Linked DNA regions of Homo sapiens: region 1 is linked to region 2. The links are chromatin loops, found by intact Hi-C in ENCODE. Cell type or tissue: A673. All regions are shown on one strand. Each heading gives the region's core, and the rest is flanking DNA. Links, peaks and the distances in the headings are about the cores only.

What was found. Peaks named below come from ENCODE experiments on the same cell type or tissue, not always from the same donor. Only the 100,000 strongest peaks of a DNase experiment are listed, where the experiment ranks them.
Region 1: it touches region 2 in a loop (2.4-fold over the local background); 10 of 110 quality-filtered maps call a loop at or near these places.

What each region holds. Positions count from the first base shown.
Region 1 is chr22:50,271,037-50,280,059 of GRCh38, forward strand. PLXNB2 (plexin B2) reads right to left here. Exons shown (of 37, transcript NM_012401.4): 26 at 8,969-9,023; 27 at 8,594-8,740; 28 at 7,819-7,975; 29 at 7,560-7,660; 30 at 7,399-7,483; 31 at 7,081-7,235; 32 at 6,817-6,977; 33 at 6,555-6,702; 34 at 5,806-5,870; 35 at 5,593-5,668; 36 at 4,853-4,927; 37 at 3,943-4,772. The coding sequence ends at 4,668. Among named protein-coding and RNA genes, the nearest start is that of MAPK11, 5.2 kb to the left of the region's middle. RefSeq lists enhancers at 641-1,180, 1,181-1,721 and silencers at 684-1,033, 5,269-5,338. In A673, for the core only: CTCF peaks have their summits at 3,497 and 5,302; DNase peaks (open chromatin) are centred at 3,505 and 5,335; H3K27ac peaks cover 304 bases.
Region 2 is chr22:50,494,063-50,504,754 of GRCh38, forward strand. It overlaps LMF2 (lipase maturation factor 2), which reads right to left. Exons shown (of 14, transcript NM_033200.3): 11 at 10,497-10,665; 12 at 10,278-10,389; 13 at 9,746-9,842; 14 at 8,887-9,637. The coding sequence ends at 9,329. Among named protein-coding and RNA genes, the nearest start is that of LMF2, 8.3 kb to the right of the region's middle. In A673, for the core only: CTCF peaks have their summits at 4,316 (motif pointing left) and 4,528; a DNase peak (open chromatin) is centred at 4,319; H3K4me3 peaks cover 546 bases; H3K27ac peaks cover 569 bases.

The DNA of each region.
Region 1 (9,023 bases), core at 1,024-9,023, 220 kb before region 2:
CGGCCACCTCTTCTAGGAAGCCCACCCTGACTATCCCAGGTCCGAGGAGCCGCCTTTGGGTGCAGGGTCCTTGAAGTCAGCCCCGCGGGCGGGCAGGCGCGGGGGGCTGCCTTGGCGGTGACGGGGGCAGCGCCCCACTCGGCGTCTCTGCCGCGCTCGGGGCCGCACAGCTACTTTTATTCCCACTTGAAAGCGACCGGGGCTCGGCGGAGCATTGCTCCCTGGAACACCGGCCACCGACCTCCGCCCTGGTAGAGCCGTGGTGGGAGGCTTCGCGGCTGGGCGACCCCCTCCAGCGAAGTGAGAAATCAGGATCCCAGTGGCCCAAAACACTCCTTTTTTAAAACACTAAAATCCGAGTTTTAATGTCAAATCTGATTTTTATATATCGGCAACCAAATTAAAACAGCCAGCACGGTGCTGGCCACCGGACCCATGCGGACCGCGGCGAAGGAACGGGTCTCAGTCCCAGCCGCTCCGGCCCCTTTTGCATGACCAAGCCCCGTGCCTCAGTTTCCCCATTGGAAGCCGGCATCCGGCTGGGGGCCTGGCGCGGGCCCGGGGATGGCCCCTCTCCTCGCTCGGGCTGGGTTGGGGCGAGGACACGGGCAGCCTCCCCGAGGGCCCCCGCCCGGGAGCGCCTTTCACTGGGCCCGGCCGAGGCGGGCCGAGGTTTTGTGCAGAGTTAATGGAGCTTCAGCTAAAGGAGGAGGAGGCCGGAGCGCAGCCCCGGAGCTGTGGGAACCGCGGCCGCGGCCGCCGGGGGAGGGGAGCGGCCTTTGTCTGCGCCGCGGCCGGGCGGGGCGGGAGTCGGGTTCCCATGGCGACCGGCCCCGCCCCTGCGCCTCCCCGTGGACTGGGCGGCTCCGTTCTCGCCCCTAGGGTGGGGGACATGGAGGTGGGGAGGTGTCAGGCTTCCCCCAGGCGTCCGCCCGCAATCCTCGCGGCCTCGCTGCAGGCCCCGGCCGCTCAGCAGGTCAGGCGGGCGTGTGGGGTGGGGGTGGGGGCGGGGGGCGGTGGAAACGGGCCCCTCTCATCACTGAGCTGACCTGCCCCGGGAACCCCCTGCCTGCCCAGGCATTAGAGGTCCCGCCCATGTGCCTACTGGGGACAGTGTGGGGTCGTGGCACTGCAAGGGAGTGATCACTGAGGAGTTTCGGGTGGCGTCAGGGCCTGGAGGCCATCTTCCAGGAGAGGCACCTTCAGAGCTCGGCGGGGGCAAGGGAAGCCCCCCTGGAGGGAGCCGCCGGTGGAGGACAGTCCCAGGCCCAGAGGGGAAGCGGCAGGGGAGCCAGGAAGGGCCGGTGGCAGGGCAGGAGTGAGAAGCCCTGGGCCAGAGGCGCCTCTCCTACCCAGCTGATTCGCTGTGGCCCCTGAATACAGCAGGCCACCCCTTCTCCGTGCTCATGCCCCCACCCCACCCCCGCTGGTCCTGGCCACCCCTCCTCACTGGAGCTGTCACTGTGACAGCTCCTCTCTGGTCCTGCTGGTCCCTCCCAGCTGGCCTCTTCCTGCAGTCAGTGAACTTCCTAAAAGGCAAATCTGGCCTTGCTCACCGGGAGACCAGGCGATGGTGGTCGCGGAGCTGATTTAGCAGGGGACTTGTCCTGCCTGTAAGAAGCAAGCAGGATGTAGCCTTGGGCTGTTAAGCTACCCGCCACCTCTCCTCCCACCACTCTGGGAGGAAAATGGGACTTGGAAAGCACCAGGAAGGACAGGCCACCCCTCGTCTGTCGCCAGCTGACCACTCCAGCCCACCGCATGCACCCCAGCAGCTATGCCCAGCTTCTACCCGGTGCCTGCCCCCACCCAGATGCTGGACTGCTGGGCCTGCAGCCTCTCCCCAGCCCCAAGTTTCATGTGTGTGGGGTCTCACTGACCCTTCCCTTCTTTCCTGACTGCCCAGTGGGACAGGGAAGAGGTGGACTGCAGGGGTCTAGTACGGAAGCCAGGCCTCCAGGTTCCCAGCTCCCTACTTGAGACCTCCCGCTCAGCACTTAAGCCTTCGGTCCACCCCCTTGCTCTGATCTCCTGACCAGCCATGTCTCTGGGTAAGGGGGGAACCCAATGTCATTTCAGGGATCCTTGGAGCAGGGGATGTCAGTTGGCCTTGTACCCCTTTCTCTTGTGGGGGAGAGATGGCCACCCGTTTTTCATCGTGGCTTGAATGGAGCTGTGTGGGCGGCAAGCCACCCAGGCACCGAGGCAAGAGAGAGGACACGAGCTGTTGCAGTATAATAAAATATAAAACAAGAATAGTTATACCAGATATAGATCTTAGATATGATTATATATGAATATCATTAATCATTAGTTTGTAGCAATTACTTTTTATTCCAATATTATAATAATCCTTGCTCAATAATCATAGCCTAGGAAAAACCAGGCCATACAGAGATAGGAGCTGAGGGGACATAGTGAGGTGTGACCAGAAGACAAGAGTGGGAGCCTTCTGTTATGCCCGGACAGGGCCACCAGAGGGTTCCTTGGTCTAGCGGTGACGCCAGCGTCTGGGAAGACGCCCGTTACCAGGCGGGCCGTGGTCCAGCCGTAGCAAAAGGTGTCAAGGAACAACACCCACTACTTAGCAGACCGGGAAAGAGGGGGGGGGGTCTCCCTTTCCCCAGGGGAGTTTAGAGAAGACTCTGCTCCTCCACCTCTTGTGGAGGGCCTGACATCAGTCAGGCTTGCCCGCAGTTATCCAGAGGCCTAAACGTCTCCCTGTGATGCTGTGCTTCAGCGGTCACACTCCTAGTCCACTTTCATGTTCCATCCTGTACACCTGGCTCTGCCTTCTAGATAGCAGTAGTAAATTAGTGACAATACTAATAGTCCCTGATATGCAGAAATAATGGCGTAAGCTGTCTTTCTCTCTGTCTCCTCTCTCTCTCTGCCTCGGCTGCCAGGCAGGGAAGGGACTCCTGTCCAGTGGACACATGACCCACGTGACCTTACCTATCATTGGAGATGACTCACATTCTTTACCCTGCCCCTTCTGCCTTGTATCCAATAAATAACAGCGCAGCCCGACATTCGGGGCCACTACCGGTCTCCATGCATTGGTAGTAGTGGTCTCCTGGGCCCAGCTGCCTTTTCTCTTATCTCTTTGTCTTCTGTCTTTATTTCTACACTCTCTCGTCGCCGCACACGGAGAGACCCACTGACCCTGTGGGGCTGGTCCCTACAGAGCTGCCCCAGTCCAAAGGGGACTCGATCAATGGAGGCCTTGCCCATCAAGAGACCCCAGCCATGACGTGCCCAGGTGGGGAGACAGGCTGGGGCTGCCTGAGAATGGATCCTCGTGAGTGGGTTAGCAGTCCAGACCAGCAGAACCTCAGGATGTGTGCCTGGATCCAGCCACATTTGAAGCTGGGCCTTCACTTTGTGTCTGGAGCACCGAATGCCCTCTGCCTGGGCTGTCTGTATTCTTGGCACACAGGGGAGGCTCTGAGCCCTGCCCGTCCTGGTTGCTGCTGTTCCTAGCGCTCAGGACAGTGCATGCGTGGTGTGCAGCGGGCATTTGGTAAGAATGTGTTGCACGAAAGAAGCCACCAGATGGCACCAGAAGCAGTCCCACCTCCCACCCCCCCCACCTCCCCTCAGCACCTCTCCCAGCCCCCTCCACCTCCCCCCAGCACCCCTCCCAGCCCCCTCCACCTCCCCCAGTACCCCTCCCAGCCCCTTCCACCTCCCCCAGCACCCCTCCCAGCCCCCTCCACTTCCCCCCAGCACCCCTCCCAGCCCCCTCCACCTCCCCCCAGCACCCCTCCCAGCCCCCTCCACCTCCCCCAGTACCCCTCCCAGCCCCTTCCACCTCCCCCAGCACCCCTCCCAGCCCCCTCCACCTCCCCACAGCTCCCCTCCCAGCAGGACCCACAGAGCCCAGGGAAGGGGTGGTGGACAGGGGCACTGCAGCCCCAGGAGGAACACTCAGCCAACCCGCAGAGTGAAAAAGACGCTGTATTTGATTTACAATGAACAAGATTTACAAAAAGGGGTGGGGTGGTCTTGGAACTGCTCCCAGTCCCCCCGGACTGGGTGGGGCTCTAGGGCAGCCTGTCTGACAGACCAGGACCCCAGGATGTCTGGGCCCCGACGTAGGACTTGACCTACGTCTCACTTGACCTTTGACGTGGGGCCCAGCAGCCGTGAGTCCACCCAGAGTGCCGGCACCCTTGGGGAGGCCGGTGAGGTCAGGAAGGCATCGTACCGCTTTTTCTCCTCCTCCCATCTCGTGGTGGACAGACAGACATAGGATCTGGGAACTTGCCCTGGGGGCCACAGGCCCTCAGATCCCCCAGGGGCCCAACCTAGGGCATGGAGGCGGCTGCTGGTGCGTGGGCGGAGGCGGAGGCCAGCTGCCCCCAGCGTGGCAGCGTAAGGCACATTTTCAAATCACTGGAGACTCGACAGTGAACACCCGATGCTGGTTCTGCGGCCGGAGGGAGCTGGGGCTGGGGCTGGTGCTGGTGCGGTGCCCGGCGGTATTGCTCAGAGGAAGATGCTACAGTCTAGACGCTGGGCGGGTTCCGGCTGCACCCACTCCGGCTTGGGGCGCGTTCCAGGGGAGGGTGGGGGCCTCAGCCACAGCCACTCGGCCTCCTCCCCTGAGGGGCTCTCAGGTACCTCAGGTACCTATGTCCCAAGGCAGCACTGGAGATTGTAGGTCAGAGGTCAGTGACCTTGTTCTCCAGTGCAGCGGCAATCTGCTGCAGGCGGAAGGCCAGCTGCATCTTCTGGGCGGCAGGATCCTCCTCCAAGGCATTGATGATCTGAGGGAGGGTCGCATCAGAGCACACCGGGGGACCGCCCAGCACCCCACCTGCCCCCGCCCCCGGGGGCCTGACCCTACCTCGTCATAGTACTTCTGCGTGTATTGGTAGAGCTGGTGGAGTGCCACGAGGGTGTTCAAGGAGTCCGTGTGCGCCTGGGGGGTGACGGGACAGTCAGGGTGGAAAAGGGGCTGTGGGAGCCCCAGGGCTGGCAGGAGTAGTACGGGACGCCCAGGACGAGGCCTCCCCGGGGAAGCAGCTGGGGCCTTGGGCACAGCTGGCACTTGGGGCCCCCCATGTGGCACAGCCTCAGACAGACACCCACGCAGGCAGAGTTGTGCACATCCAACCATCTCAGTGTCTCCCTGTGTGACGCACGGCTGTGGATGGACCCACAGGGACGGGTGCTGTGAGCAGGGCTGTGGGTGGAGCCGCAGGGAGGGGGCGCTGTGGGCACGGCCGTGGGTGCAGCCGCAGGGAGGGGGCGCTGTGGACACGGCCGTGGATGGAGCCGCAGGGAGGGGGCGCTGTGGGCACGGCCGAGGGTGCAGCCGCAGGGAGGGGGCGCTGTGGGCACGGCCGTGGGTGCAGCCGCAGGGAGGGGGCGCTGTGGGCAGGGCCTGGCTCCAAGCAGGAGCAGCTCATACTCCCCACACGCAGCTGTGGCTCACTTCACATGGCCGAGCCCACCTCGAGGTCCCGCCCCACCCTCTCTCCCCCTCAGCACCACATTACCCCTGCCCTGCAGCTCAGGGCCAGGCTCAGCATGGGGTAGTGGGAGCGGGGAGGGCTGTGGGTGCGTCCCTGGTGGTCTCCTTACCCGGGAAATCTCTGCCAGGTGTGTGTTCATGTCCTGGTCGCTGACCTGCACCATCTGCCGGATCCCCTTGTAGTAACTGCAGGGGTGGGAGCATCATACAGTGTGGGCGGCAGGGACCACAAAGGGGGTGGTGGGGGAAACCAAGGCCTGAACCTCCCCGCAGGGGGTCGAGGGTGGGCATGGGGGCCTGGCCTGGAGGGCAGGCAGACTTACTCCTCCACCATCTTCTTGTAGGTGGAGATCTCCTTGGCGTACAGCAGCTTGTTGCTGGGAGAATCCTGTTGGGGACAAAACCCAGTGATGCCTGGCCAAGGGGGCCAGGCTGGGGCTGCTCAGAGTACCCCTGGGTAGCTTCCCCTGCCCCGAACTCCTGACACTTTCATCAAGAAAACTATGGGCCGGGCGCAGTGGCTCAGGCCTGTAATCCTAGCACTTTGGGAGGCTGAGGCAGGCAGATCACCTGAGGTCAGGGGTTCGAGACCAGCCTGCCCAACATGGTGAAACCCCGTCTCTACTAAAAATACTAGCCGTGCGTTGTGGCACATGCCTGTAGTCCCAGCTACTCAGGAGGCAGCGGCGGGAAAATCGCTTGAACCTAGAAGGCGGAGGTTGCAGTGAGCAGAGATCGCGCCACTGCACTCCAGCCTGGGCGACAGAGAGAGACTCCATCTCAAAAAAAAAAAAAGAAAACTACTTATTTTGTGATCTGTAGTAAAACTCAGTTTCTCTGCTCGTGTGCTGTGGTGAGAGGTCTCAGGAGGAGAGAGGGCAAGGGCTCTCGGGATCTCCCAGGCTCTGCCGGGCCCCTGTGCCCCCAGCCTCCGCCACCCGTCACCTCCTACATCAAGGGCTCCAGCCCAAGATATTCAAATCCACACCCCAGACAAGGTCCCAACTCACAAGATGCCTCCTGGGGACAGACCCAGGCCTCCCTGCCCCAGACCTGCCCCCACCCCACTCACGCGGCTCAGCTTATGCTCCGTGCGCGTGCAGGCATCCATGAAGGTCTGCGCGATGACTGACAGCGAGGCGTCCACCACCTCGTGGACATGCACGTCAAAGATGAAGTGGGGGTTCTTGAGGATGTTCACCCAGAACCGGAGCGGTAAGCTGAGGCAGAGCAGCAGGGAATGAGAGCCGGGGCTGGGCCGCGGGGTGGGTGTGGAGCCTCCCAAGTGAGAGGCGGAGCCGGGGCTGGGCCGCGGGGTGGGTGTGGAGCCTCACCTGTTCGTCTTCCAGATGTGGATGGTGTCTTCATCCTGGATGTTGTGCTTCTCTGCCTGCTCGTCCAGGAAGTCGAAGAAGTACTTGACTGCAGGTGGCACCGCGTGCCCAGGCGCCAGCACGCTCTGGAAGAAGTTGTCCACAAACTGCTGCAGTGTGCCCTGTGGGGGGGAGGGTCTCAGCGTGACGCCGTGGGCGCGGCTCCTGGGGGGGAGGGTCTCAGCGTGGCGGCCTGGTGCCGCCCACACACCCATGGGGGCCCACCTTGACTGAGAGCAGCCGCGTCAGGTAGATCTCGGTGATGGCCTTCGTCCGCTCCTTCTCTTTCACGCTGCCTCTCTTGGACTTGCCCTCGTCCACCTCGTCGGTCGGCCGCACCAGGTGCCACACCCGGTTCTCCTCCTCCAGGAGGGCATGGCCTGTGGGGAGCGGGCACTGAGGGACCCCTACCCAGGTCTGGGGGCCTGGGTCCCACAGGGAGCAGTGGTGGCAGGGTGGGCAGGGGTGCATGTGTCCAGGGCAGACATGGTCCACGCTGACCACCAGGGGCTGGAAGGAAACGGGCAACAGGGAGGGACTCACGCTCCCCAGGCAGGTCCTGCTGGCTGTCCTCCGGCTGCTGGGAGACCCCCACCTTGGACAGGATGAGGGTGGCTCCATCCCGGACCTGGGGAACACGGCGGTGAGGGTGGGCTGTGCCCCCAGGGTGCCCAGTTCTCGCCCGCCCCGGCCTACACGCTCACATTGTAGTGCATAAGGGTGTTGACGCGCTTCCACCGGCCCTCCCGCTGTGACGTCAGGTCCAGGTCCGACAGGATCTGCGCTGTGGAGCCCGGACGCCACTCTGTGGGAAGAGACAGCCCAGCTTGGGCCCCAGCCACCCAGGTTCCTCCCACTGCCCACCACTCCCATATGAGAAAGCTGGCCAGGCAGGATACCGCCCCAGGACACAGGCCAGGCACATGGGCGCCTGTGTGCAGACGGGCAGGGGCCGGCACTCACCCAGGACCACGCTGTCTGGCCTGGGCCAGCAGGAGCAGGGCTGCCCACGGTACACCTGGTCAATGATCTTCTCCTTGACCTGGGAGATGGTGTCACAGTTGAGGACCTTCACCGGGATGGCGTCCACTCCCTCGTCCTGCACGATCACGCTCACCGTCTGCCGAGACATCCGGGATGAAGCCCAGTGGGAGGCCCTGCTCTTACCTGCACCATGCAGGAGCCACTCCCTGCCCCGCCAGCTTTGCCCACCACAGCGGCACCCTTGGGCAGCAGGCCCCCGCCAGCCCGGCTCCGAGCCCCCGAGGCTTCCCAGATGACCACACTCTGCCCTTCCCCTGCCTGCTCCGGCTCAGCAGGACAGAAAGACGGGGACGGCTCAGAACCGCTCACTCAGGCTGTCACGCAAGCTCATGGAAGCACATGTACAGACACAGAATACACACGTCTCACACATGCACAGGCTCCTGCCACACCCACTGGTCATGTATGCACAGAACCCTGGACACACCTGGTGTGCCAGGCCCTTGTATGGCCTCCAGGAGGTGGGGGCGCCCGGGAAGAGCTGATGCGGGGCCCGCACACTTAGAGCCTCCAGAGCCCACAGCCACCAGCACCCAGGCCCCTCCCTGAGGCCGAGTTAGAGCAGGCTGTAACTCGAATCCACAGAGGAGGTGGACGGCCTCTGGCCTGTGGGTCCCATCTGTGGCCAGGGGATGCCCAAGCTCCTTAGCCCAGATCCGAGGCGCCCATGGCGGCCCCCACCCCAGAAGCTCACCAGGGGTGCGTACTCCACATCATCCCCCAGCAGCCCCGTGTCGTTGAGAGTGTACTTGGCCTTCTTCTGTACCGCATCCACCGGGCCCTTTTCCACCTGATGTTTGATGGCCTTGAAGAGCTTGTACAGGGGCTCCCCGGCACTGTCCTGGAGTAACACGGAGGGGAGGCTGGGAGGTCAGGGGACTTGGGGCCTGGAAGGGGCCCCCGGAGCCCTGGCCAGAGGCATGGACGGGGCTGACCATGTCAGGGGCAGGAAGCAAACCTGTCCAGGCAGGGCCCACCTCAAGGTGCCGTACAGATAGGGGAACGCAGGAGGGGATGGCAGCAGTCTGCCTCATCCCTCAAGCCCCAGCCAGGCTGGGGTGGAACCCACCTTGAGGTACTGGTACAGGCAGATGGACATCCAGTTGGACAGCATCCTCTCCACC
Region 2 (10,692 bases), core at 1,018-9,017:
TCTGGAGGCTGAAGCAGGAGAATCGCTTGAACCCGGGAGGCGGAGGTTGCAGTGATCCAAGATCTCGCCACCGCACTCCAGCCTGGGCGAAAGAGTAAGACTCTGTCTCAAAAAAAAAAAAAAAGAAAAATGAAGTTGGACACTTACCTTACACCACATACCACATACAAAAATTAAATCAAAATGGATCAATGACCTAAACTTTTTTTGCTTTGAGACAGGGTCCTGTTCTGTCACCCAGGCTGAAGTGAAGAAGTGTGCCACAGCTGACTGCAGCCTCGACCTCCTGGGCTCAAGCGATCCTCCCATCTTGGCCTCCAGAGTAGTAGGGGGACTACAGGTGCACACCACCACAGTTGGCTAATTTTTATTTTTTGTAGAGACAGGGTTTCTCCATGTTGCCCAGGCTGGTGTCGAACTCCTGGGCTCAAGTGATCCTCCCACCTTGGCCTCCCAAAGTGCTGGAATAATAGACGTGAGCCACAGCGCCCGGCTGACCTAAACTTAAGAGCTAAAATGGCCAGGAGCGGTGGCTCACGCCTGTAATGCCAGCACTTTGGGAGGCTGAAGCAGGTGGATCTTGAGGTCAGGAGTTTGAGACCAGCCTGGCCAACATGGTGAAACCCTGTCTCTACTAAAAATACAAAAATTAGCCGAGCATGGTGGCACTTGCCTGTAATCCCAGCTACTCAGGAGGCTGAGGCAGGAGAATCGCTTGAATCTGGTAGACGGAGGTTGCAGTGAGCTGAGATTGTGCCACCACATTCCAGCCTGGGCGACAGAGTGAGACTCTGTCTCAAAAAAAAAAAAAACTAAAACTTTAACCTTCAGAAGAAAACAGAAGACAAGCTCCTTGACATTGCATTAGGCAATAATTCCTTGGATATGACACCAAAAGCACAGACAACAAAAGAAAATAGATAAGTTGGCCAGGCGCAGTGGCTCAGGCCTGTAATTCCAGCACTTTGGGAGGCCGAGGCTGGTGGATCACGAGGCCAAGAGATCAAGACCATCCTGGCCAACATGGTGAAACGCCATCTCTACTAAAAATACAAAAATTAGCTGGGCGTGGTGGCGCGTGTTTGTAGTCCCAGATACTAGGGAGGCTGAGGCAAGAGAATTGCTTAAACAAGGGAAGTGGAGGTTGCAGTGAGCCGAGATCACACCACTGTACTCCAGTCTGGCAACAGAGCGAGATTCCATCGCAAAAAAAAAGAAAGAAAGAAAGAAAAGTTTATTTTTCTAATTTTTCTTTTTCTTTCTTTTTTCTTTTCTTTTTCTTTTTTTTTTTCGAGACGGAGTTTCGCTCTTGTTGCCCAGGCTGGAGTGCAATGGCGTGATCTCAGCTCACTGCAACCTCTGCCTCCTGCGTTCAAGTGAATCTCCTGCCTCACCCTCCCCAGCAGCTGGGACTACAGGCGCCCGCCACCACGCCTGGCTAATTTTTTGTATTTTTAGTAGACACGGGCTTTCACCCTGTTAGCCAGGATGGTCTCGATCTCCTGACCTCGTGATCTGCCCGCCTCGGCCTCCCAAAGTGCTGGGATGACAGGCGTGAGCCACCGCGCCCGGCTGATTCCTCATTTTCAACCCAGTCTCTCTTGACCACTAAGCCAACTAGTTCCAGCTTTTTCTGAAGACAAGTCAGGTTGCCCTCCCAAACCTTCCCTCTTCATACAGGGGCCTTCTACCTGACCTCTGAGATTTCTCGCCCAGCACCTCAGCAAGGGCTTGTCTGATGCTGCTGTACTTTGTCTACCCCTCCAATCACAGGAGTCCGTAGTTCCTAGAAAATCTATTTTTGCTCCTGTCCCAATCCGCTGAATAAACTGTATACAAAATTCAGGTGTGGAATCTCATGTTGCTCCCTTTGGTCAAGTTACCTATTTTCCCAAGCCTGCATCTAAGCTTGATCCTTCTCCTGCTAAAAGCATCTTCGGCCGGGCGTGGTGGCTCATGCCTATAATCCCAGCACTTTGGGGGCCAAGGTGGGCAGATCATGAGGTCAAGAGATCGAGACCATCTTGGCCAACATGAGGAAACCCCGCCTCTATTAAAAATACAAAAATTGACCGGGCACGGTGGCTCGTGTCTGTAATCCTACCACTTTGGGAGGCTGAGGCGGGTGGATCACCTGAGGTCAGGAATTCGAAACCAGCCTGACCAACATGAAGAAACCCTGTCTCTACTAAAAATACAAAATTAGCCAGGCGTGGTGGCACATGCCTGTAATCCCAGCTACTCGGGAGGCTGAGGCAGAAGAATCACTTGAATCTGGGAGGTGGAGGTTGCGGTGAGCCAAGGTCGCGCCATTGCACTCCAGCCTGGGCAACAAGGCGAAACTCCATCCCAAAAACAAACAAACAAAATACAAAAATTAGCTGGGCATGGTGGTGTGCGCCTGTGGTCCCAGCTACTTAGGAGGCTGAGGCAGGAGAATTGCTTGAACCCGGGAGGTGGAGGTTGCAGTGAGCCGAGATTGCACAACTGTACTCCAGCCTGGGCAACAAGAGCGAAACTCCGTCCCCAAAACAAACAAACAAAATACAAAAATTAGCCGGGCGTGGTGGTGTGCGCCTGTGGTCCCAGCTACTCAGGAGGTTGAGGCAGGAGAATTGCTTGAACCCGGGAGGCGGAGGTTGCAGTGAGCCGAGATTGCACCACTGCACTCCAGCCTAGAGGACAGAGCGAGACTCTGTCTCAAAAAAACACAAAAAACAAAAACTTCCTGGCCAGGTGCAGTGGCTCACGCCTGTAATCCCAGCACTGTGGGAGGCCGAGGTGAGGGGATCATATGAGGTCAGGAGTTAGAGAACAGCCTGGCCAATATGGTGAAACCCCGTCTTTATTAAAAAAATAAATAAATAAATTAGCTGGGCATGGTGGCACGGCCTGTAATCCAAGCTACTCCAGAGGCTGAGGCAGGAGAATAGGTTGAACTCAGGAGACAGAGGTTGCAGTGAGCCAAGACTGCACCACTGCACTCCAGCCTGGGCGACAGAACAAGACTCCGTCTCAAAAAAAAAAAAAAAAAAAATCTTCCTGGGTATTCTCTCTGCCAGCTCTCTGCCCCAGCTTGTCCACGACCTTCTCCTCAATACACAAGTGTGCACCCCTGTCCAATCTCCCACTTAATTCACAGGACAGCTCTAGATCTCTGCTTACTTGCCAGACAGAGACAGTCAGACACCTGGACCGTGGCACCCACCTGTCCAACCTCGCCCAGCTCAGATCACCAACCTCATCGATTTCCTTGCAAAACTTTTGACTTCCGCCTTGGACTTTTGCCCCTTAAAATTTTATCTCTGCAGAGTTAGAATATGACATTGCTTTGTCGATACCATAATAATAAGGCTACAGTAAAGGGAGAGCTATTCCCTCCCAAATTACATTTTCTCTAGATTGGGCCACTCTTGCCATTTTAAACTTTCATTTATTTACTTATTTTTATTATTTTTTTTTGAGACAGCGTCTCGCTCTGTCACCCAGGCTGGAGTGCAGTGGTGCGATCTCGGCTCATTGCAACCTGCGCCTCTCAGGTTCAAGCGATTCTCCTGCCTCAGCCTCCTGAGTAGCTGGGATTACAGACATGTGCCACCATGCCTGGCTAATTGTTGTATTTTTAGTAGAGACAGGGTTTCACCACGTTGGCCAGGCTGGTCTCAAACTCCTGACTTCATGTGATCCACCCGCCTCAGCCTTCCAAAGTGCTGGGATTACAGGCATGAGCCACTGCGCCCAGCCTCATTTCTGGTCTCTGTTCCTGCTTTTCCTGCTCGGCGAGCCACACAGCTAGAATCATCTCACCAGCCAGGGCCTCTGCCCGTGGTTCTTGTGCAGCTCTGGAGAGCTGCTCTTCCCATCCAAAGGTCTTCGATCCCCTACAGTCCACAGTTCCCAGTTCTCCCCTCCACGTGCATGGAAGCAGGACACCCCAATCTCATCTCTTTTTTTGTTTCTTTTAAGAAACCAGGTCTTGCTCTGTTGCCATGCTGGGAGTGCAGGGGTGCAATTAGAGCTCACTGCAGCCTCGAACTCCTGGCTCAAGTGATCCTCCTGCCTCAGCCTCCTGAGTAGCTGGGACTACACGTTCAGGCCACCACATCTGGCTACATTTTAAATTTTTTTTTTTGTAGAGAGAAGCTCTTGCTATGTTGCCCAGGTGGTCTTGAACCCCTGGCCTCAAGTGATCCTTTTGTGGCTTCCCAAAGTGCTAGGATTACAGGAGTGACCGCTGTGCCTGGTCGTCTCACCTTCTTTTGACATGGAGCCCCAGCCTTGGGAGGCAGATGCTGAACCGTGTCCACAGTGCCCCCTTCTGGAAATTCTCCACAAGCCAAGGTTTTGGACAGCTCCAATGTCTGGGGCTATGGCATTTCAGGCGGGAAGTCTCTGCAGAGAGCAGTACCTGCCTTCATCCCTTCCTAGATATTAATTCACTTTCAGACACATACTGAGCAGCTAGTGTGAGCTGTTACGGTGCTGGCTCTGCAGACAGAGCTGCAGCGAAGACAGACGCCAACCCCACCCTCACACAGCCAATCCTGTGCTAGTTTTTTCTGTAGAACCACCACTGGGTTTCCAGTTGGTCTGGGTTATCTGGTGAACTCAGAGACTTTCGCTGTCTTCTGGACACTCCACAACAGTCCAATCACCTGCGGGGACCCTGACCTCTGCAAACCTCCGGGGGGTGGTTCCTTGGTTGGCCGCCCTCCTCTGACGGCTCCGCCTCCCTGCCGAGCCCTGGGATCGTCCTCCCTGGCTCCTGCCTTCTCTCTCATAGGATCTCATTTGTTCTGACACACTTATTCTCAAGCCCAGTAGTTACTCTTGAATATTGCTTATAGAGGTGTGTTTCCTTGAATATTCAAGCATATGTGTTATGTAATGGGTAATAATAAAGTAGGAATGTGCATATATGAATCAGCACAAAATAACTAAAAAAAATCCCATCTCCAAAGTCACTGACTATTGACAAATTCTGGACCTACTTCTCCGTTTGTTGTTTTTTTTTTTTTTTTTTTGAGACGGAGTCTCGCTTTGTCGCCCAGGCTGGAGTGCAGTGGCGTCTCGGCTCACTGCAAGCTCCACCTCCTGGGTTCACGCCATTCTCCTGCCTCAGCCTTCCAAGTAGCTGGGACTACAGGTGCCTGCCACCACGCCTGGCTAATTTTTTCTATTTTTTTTAGTAGAGATGGGGTTTCACCATGTCAGCCAGGATGGTCTCGATCTCCTGACCTCGTGATCCACCCGCCTCGGCCTCCCAAAGTGCTGGGATTACAGGTATGAGCCACCGCACCCGGCCTATTTTTATTTTTTCTTGAGACGGAGTCTTGCTCTGTTGCCCAGGCTGGAGTGGTGTGGCACGATCTTGGCTCATTGCAACCTTCGCCTCCCAGGTTCAAGCGATTTTCCTGCCTTAGCCTCCCGAGTAGCTAGGATTACAGGCACACACTACCATACCCGGCTAATTTTTTTGTACTTTTAGTAGAGACAGTGTCTTGCCACGTTGGCCAGGCTGGTGTTGAACTCCTGACCTCAGGTGATTTGCCCGCCTCGGCCTCCCAAAGTGGCGGGATTACAGGCGTGAGCCACCGCGCCTGGCCCAGATTCTCTTTTTATAAAATTATGATTGTATCACTTAACTATTTCTTCTCGACAGTTGTTATACACAAAGGCAGTAGCTCATTCCCCTAATGGATCCCTTACTTAGCTATCACCTCATAAACAGTTTCCAGCTAATGAGTGTAATATACACAGCAGCCACAAATGTCTCCATGCAAATTTTTTTTTTCTTTTTTAGACGGAGTTTCACTCCTGTTGCCCAGGCTGGAGTGCAATGGCACGATCTTGGCTCACCACAACCTCTGCCTCCTGGGTTCAAGCAATTCTCCTACCTCAGCCTCCTGAGTAGCTGGGATTACAGGCGCCTGCCACCACGCCCGGCTAATTTTTGTATTTTTAGTAGAAACACGGTCTCGCCATGTTGGCCAGGCTGGTCTTGAACTCCTGACTTTGGGAGATACACCCGCCTCGGCCTCCCAAAGTGCTGGGATTACAGGTGTGAGCCACCATGCCCGGCTTAAAAATTTATTTTTGACAAATGCAAGTGGTTTTATTCCTTTTTTTTTTTTTTTGCATTTTACTAGGAAACAGCCTGTGTGTGTTTCCTCCCGGTGCACAGCCTATATGGTTCTTTGACCAAATGGTGTCTTAGTCACTGCATCTGTTAGAGACTCAGCTTCTCATCAAATCAGTTCTATATAGGCTGGGCGTGGTGGCTCACACCTGTAATCCCAGCACTTTGGCAGGATGGTGGGGGGGGGGGGGGCGGTGGATCACTTGAGGTCAGGAGTTCAAGACCAGCCTGGCCAACATGGCGAACCCCGTTTCTACTAAAAATACAAAAATTAGCTGGGTGTGGTAGCGTGCACCTGTAATCCCACACAAAAGCTTGCATATCCAATGTTCACAGCAGCACTATTCACATAGGAAAGGCGGAAGCCACGCAAGCGTCTATCGATATACGAATGAATAAGGACAGGGAAAACGTGGCCCCTCCGTACACTGGACTGACTCAGCCCTAAAGGAACACAGCGCTCATACGTGCTATGACGTGGGTGTGGCCTTGAAAACACCGTGCTGAGTGAAAGAAGCCAGACACAAAGGTCCCATGTTACTGATCCAATTTACAGGAAATATCCAGAGTAGGTAAATCCACAGAGACAGAAGGTAGATGAATAGTTGCTTAGGGCTTGGCAGGGAGGGGTCAGAGGGCAAAGGCTAAAGGGTTTGGGGTTTCTTCTGGAGATGAAAGGTTCTAAAATGGCCTCCGGGCCAGGCGCCGTGGCTCATGCCTATAATCCCAGCACTTTGGGAGGCCGAAGTGGGCAGATCTCCTGAGGTCAGGAGTTCGAGACCAGCCTGGCCAACATAGTGAAAACCCATCTCTACTAATAAACTACAAAAATTAGCCCGGTGTGGTGGTGCACGCCTGTAATCCCAGCTACTTGCAAGGTTGAGGCAGGAGAATCGCTTGAACCCAGGAGGTGGAGGTTGCAGTGAGCCGAGATTGTGCCACTGCACTCCAGCCTGGGTGACAGAGTGAGACTCCATCTCTAAATAAGTAAATAAATGGACTCTGGTGATAGACGTGCAACTCTGTGAATAAACTGAAAGCCACTGAATTGCGCACTTGAACGGGTGAATTGTGTAGCACGTGGCTTACCAAGAGAGCTGCTACACAAAACAAAACACAGAACGCATTCATCAAGTGAGCTTGAAAGCTTAGGAACATCAGGCCGGGCGCGGTGGCTCACACCTGTAATCCCAGCACTTTGGGAGGCCGAGGCAGGCGGATCACGAGGTCAGGAGATCGAGACCATCCTGGCTAACATGGTGAAACCCCGTCTCTACTAAAAAAAAAATACAAAAAATTAGCCAGGTGTGGTGGCGGGCGCCTGTAGTCCCAGCTACTCAGAGAGGCTGAGGCAGGAGAATGGCGCGAACCCGGGAAGTGGAGCTTGCAGTGAGCCGAGATCCTGCCACTGCACTTCAGACTGGGTGACAGAGCGAGACTCCGTCTCAAAAAAAAAAAAACTCAGGAACATCAGCCTGGGCAACAAGGGGAGTGTGGGTGGTGATGGCAGCCTGAGGCAGGAGAATCATTTGAGCTCAGGAGTCTGAGACTGCAGTGAGCCACAACTGCACCACTGTGCTCCAGCCTGGGCAACAGAGTGAGACCCTGTCTAGAAAGCCAAGAAGCCTAGGAACAGGTTTTTTAGTTTTAAACATATTACTTTTTTTTTTTGAGATGGAGTCTCACTCTGTTGTCTAGGCTGAAGTGCAGTGGCATGATCTCGGCTCCCTGCAACCTCTGCCTCCCAGGTTCAAGCGATTTTCCTGCCTCAGCCTGTGGAGTAGCTGGCATTACAGGCACCCGACACCATGCCCAGCTAATTTTTGTATTTTTAGTAGAGATTGGGTTTCACCATGTTGGCCAGGCTGGTCTCGAACTCCTGACCTCAGGTGATCCACCCACCTCGGCCACTCAAAGTGCTGGGATTACAGCCATGAGCCACAGCGCCCAGCCTATTATTAAGCCAAGGCTGACTTCTCGATTGTTTATTCCATGTATAGGAGCCCCTTGAAGACATCTGAGAGTTCACGCCACAGGCTGTGTTTGAGCACAGGGCTCTGCCTGGGTGGGCCAGATGGAGGTCAGTGACATGAGGGAGCTGGGTACATTGGGAGCTGCCCAGGGGTCTGGCAGGAGACCAGGAGGCAGGGGCTGTACCAAGAGGACGGGCCAGAGGCAGAGGAAGCTGTGCTGTGAGTTTCCAGGGTGGGCAGTGACCTCTGATTGATAACCTGACCCCAAATGGAAACCTGGACGGTGCCCTGACTGCTGTCTCTGCTGCTGTTCTCTTCCCAGGATGGAGGCCAGGGGCATCAGATGCACCTTCCCTCCTCCGTCCCAACCCAGGGCCTCCAGCTACCCTCCCCCTGGCCTCACTCTGCAGAGGAGCCTCTTCTAACCTGCCCACCTCATCTCTCCTTCTCCCCTTGCCCACTCTGGCCCTTCCGTCCTTTCCTGAGGCCAAGAAGTGGGAGCAGGAGGGAAGTGAGGGACCGGCTCCACCACCGACCTTGGAGTGTGGAGCTGACAGGTCCACCGGGCTGTGCCAGGCCTGAGGCTCCTCTGTGATCAGGCAGTGGGCAACACCAAGCCAGGCCTCTTCAGAGAGAATGCTGAGGACGGGGCAGGAGGGTGCCCAGGGAGCCACGCCGTGGCGGAGCCTGACTGTGCTCTGGGCGGCCCACTGCCTGGGGCAGGGGAGACAATCCCATCCTCATGCCTCCTGGGAAAGCAGCACCAGGCACACAGCCAAGCACAAAAGACGCCTTTATTGGTGCCCAGATCTAAAGGGCAGGATGGGCTGGTGTGAAGATGACGTGGAAGATGACAGTGCTTCCCCTCTTCCCCTGGGAGTCAGCCTCTTCCCCTCTGGCACGGGGCCTAGGGTTGGGGGCTCTAGACTCAGACCCCCACAGCCCAGGGCAGGGGAAGGGTCTTGAGCTTGGTCGTGTTTTCCTCCTGGGCCAATCACAGAGGCAATAGTGGGAGTCCTGGGGAGGGGCATGGCTGGCGTGGGGGTGGGGCCTGGAGCCCTCAATGCAGCACCCTGCAAACCCCAGGGGCAGCCCCCCAACCTGTGCCTGGCCCTGCAGGGTCAGCTAAGGCACAGTGGCTGGGTCCTGTCCTGCCGGAGGCCAGAGCACTCCCGGCGACCTGGCCCTCTCAGGACGTGCAGCTGGGAGAACACAGCTACTTCTTTCGCCGGGTGGTCCTCGAACTACTGGAGCAGGGGTTGGGGGCTGCGGTGGCCTGTTCGGAGGCAGCTCCGGAGTCTTTCTGGGAGGCTGGCCTGCGCTTCTCCCCGCTGACTGGTGCCAGCGGGGAGGACCGGAGAGAACAGGGTGCTAGCAGGGCTTGCACAAATCTGACAGCCCCCACGGCCATGAGGAGCCCCCAGAGCAGGGCGGGGGCCTCCAGGGGAGACAGCTGAGAGCGAGTCCAGTGGAGGGCCTGGGCCAGGGTGCTGTTGGCGCTGCGGGTGCGAGGTGGGCTTTTCTCCTGTGGGAGGGAGGGAGGGAGGGAGGTTGGGGAAGTGCTTACTGGGTTTACCCCGGGAGGCTGGGGTCACCCCTGCCACCTCCCCCAGCCTGGCTGACACCCCCTTACCTGTAGTCCAAACTGCCTGAGCAGCGTCTCCAGCGTGGGGTCCCCCAGGGACACGGATGGGAAGAACTCCTCCACCCACTGGCGCCGCCACCACTGGCTGCAGCAGGACCCGATGTTCAGAAGCTGGAGGCACCCCGGGCTCCATACCCCATCGCCAGTGCCCAGCCTTACCCCTGCTCCTCAGCTCCTCACGCTCCACATCCCCCCCTGGTGCCCGGCCTTACCCCTGCACCCCGGGCTCCACACCCCACCCGGTGCCCGGCCTTACCCCTGCACCCCGGGCTCCACACCCCCCCCAGTGCCCGGCCTTACCCCTGCACCCCAGGCTCCACACCCCACCCCGGTGCCCGGCCTTACCCCTGCACCCCGGGCTCCACACCCCCCCCAGTGCCCGGCCTTACCCCTGCACCCCGGGCTCCACACCCCCCCCCGGTGCCCGGCCTTACCCCTGCACCCCGGGCTCCACACCCCCCGGTGCCCGGCCTTACCCCTGCACCCCGGGCTCCACACCCCACCCGGTGCCCAGCCTTACCCCTGCTCCCCAGGCTGGGAGAACCAGTACTTGTAGCGCTGGGCTCGGACGTAGGTGGGCGGCTGCTTGTGGAAGGGATACCTGGCCACTTGGCTCTGGACAAGGCGGATCACTGCAGCGAGAGGCATCAGCGTGGCCCCCACAGTACCCGCCCTGCCCCTCCCCTCCCCACCCCGCTCCACCCCAGCCCACTCCACACCCCCCAAGCCCGCTCCGCACCTGGCTCCTTGCCCTGCAGCAGGCGCAAGACCAGGCTTGTGAACCACGGGCTGTGCGTGTGTGGGCCCAGGGCTGCAAACCACATCTGCCAGTCCAGGCGTGGCTGGTGGGGCACCACAACCGGGGGCGGCCGGCTCAGGTTCCCAGGCTTGTACATGAACTCGATCTCCTGCCAGGCAGGCCGAGGTCAGCTGGG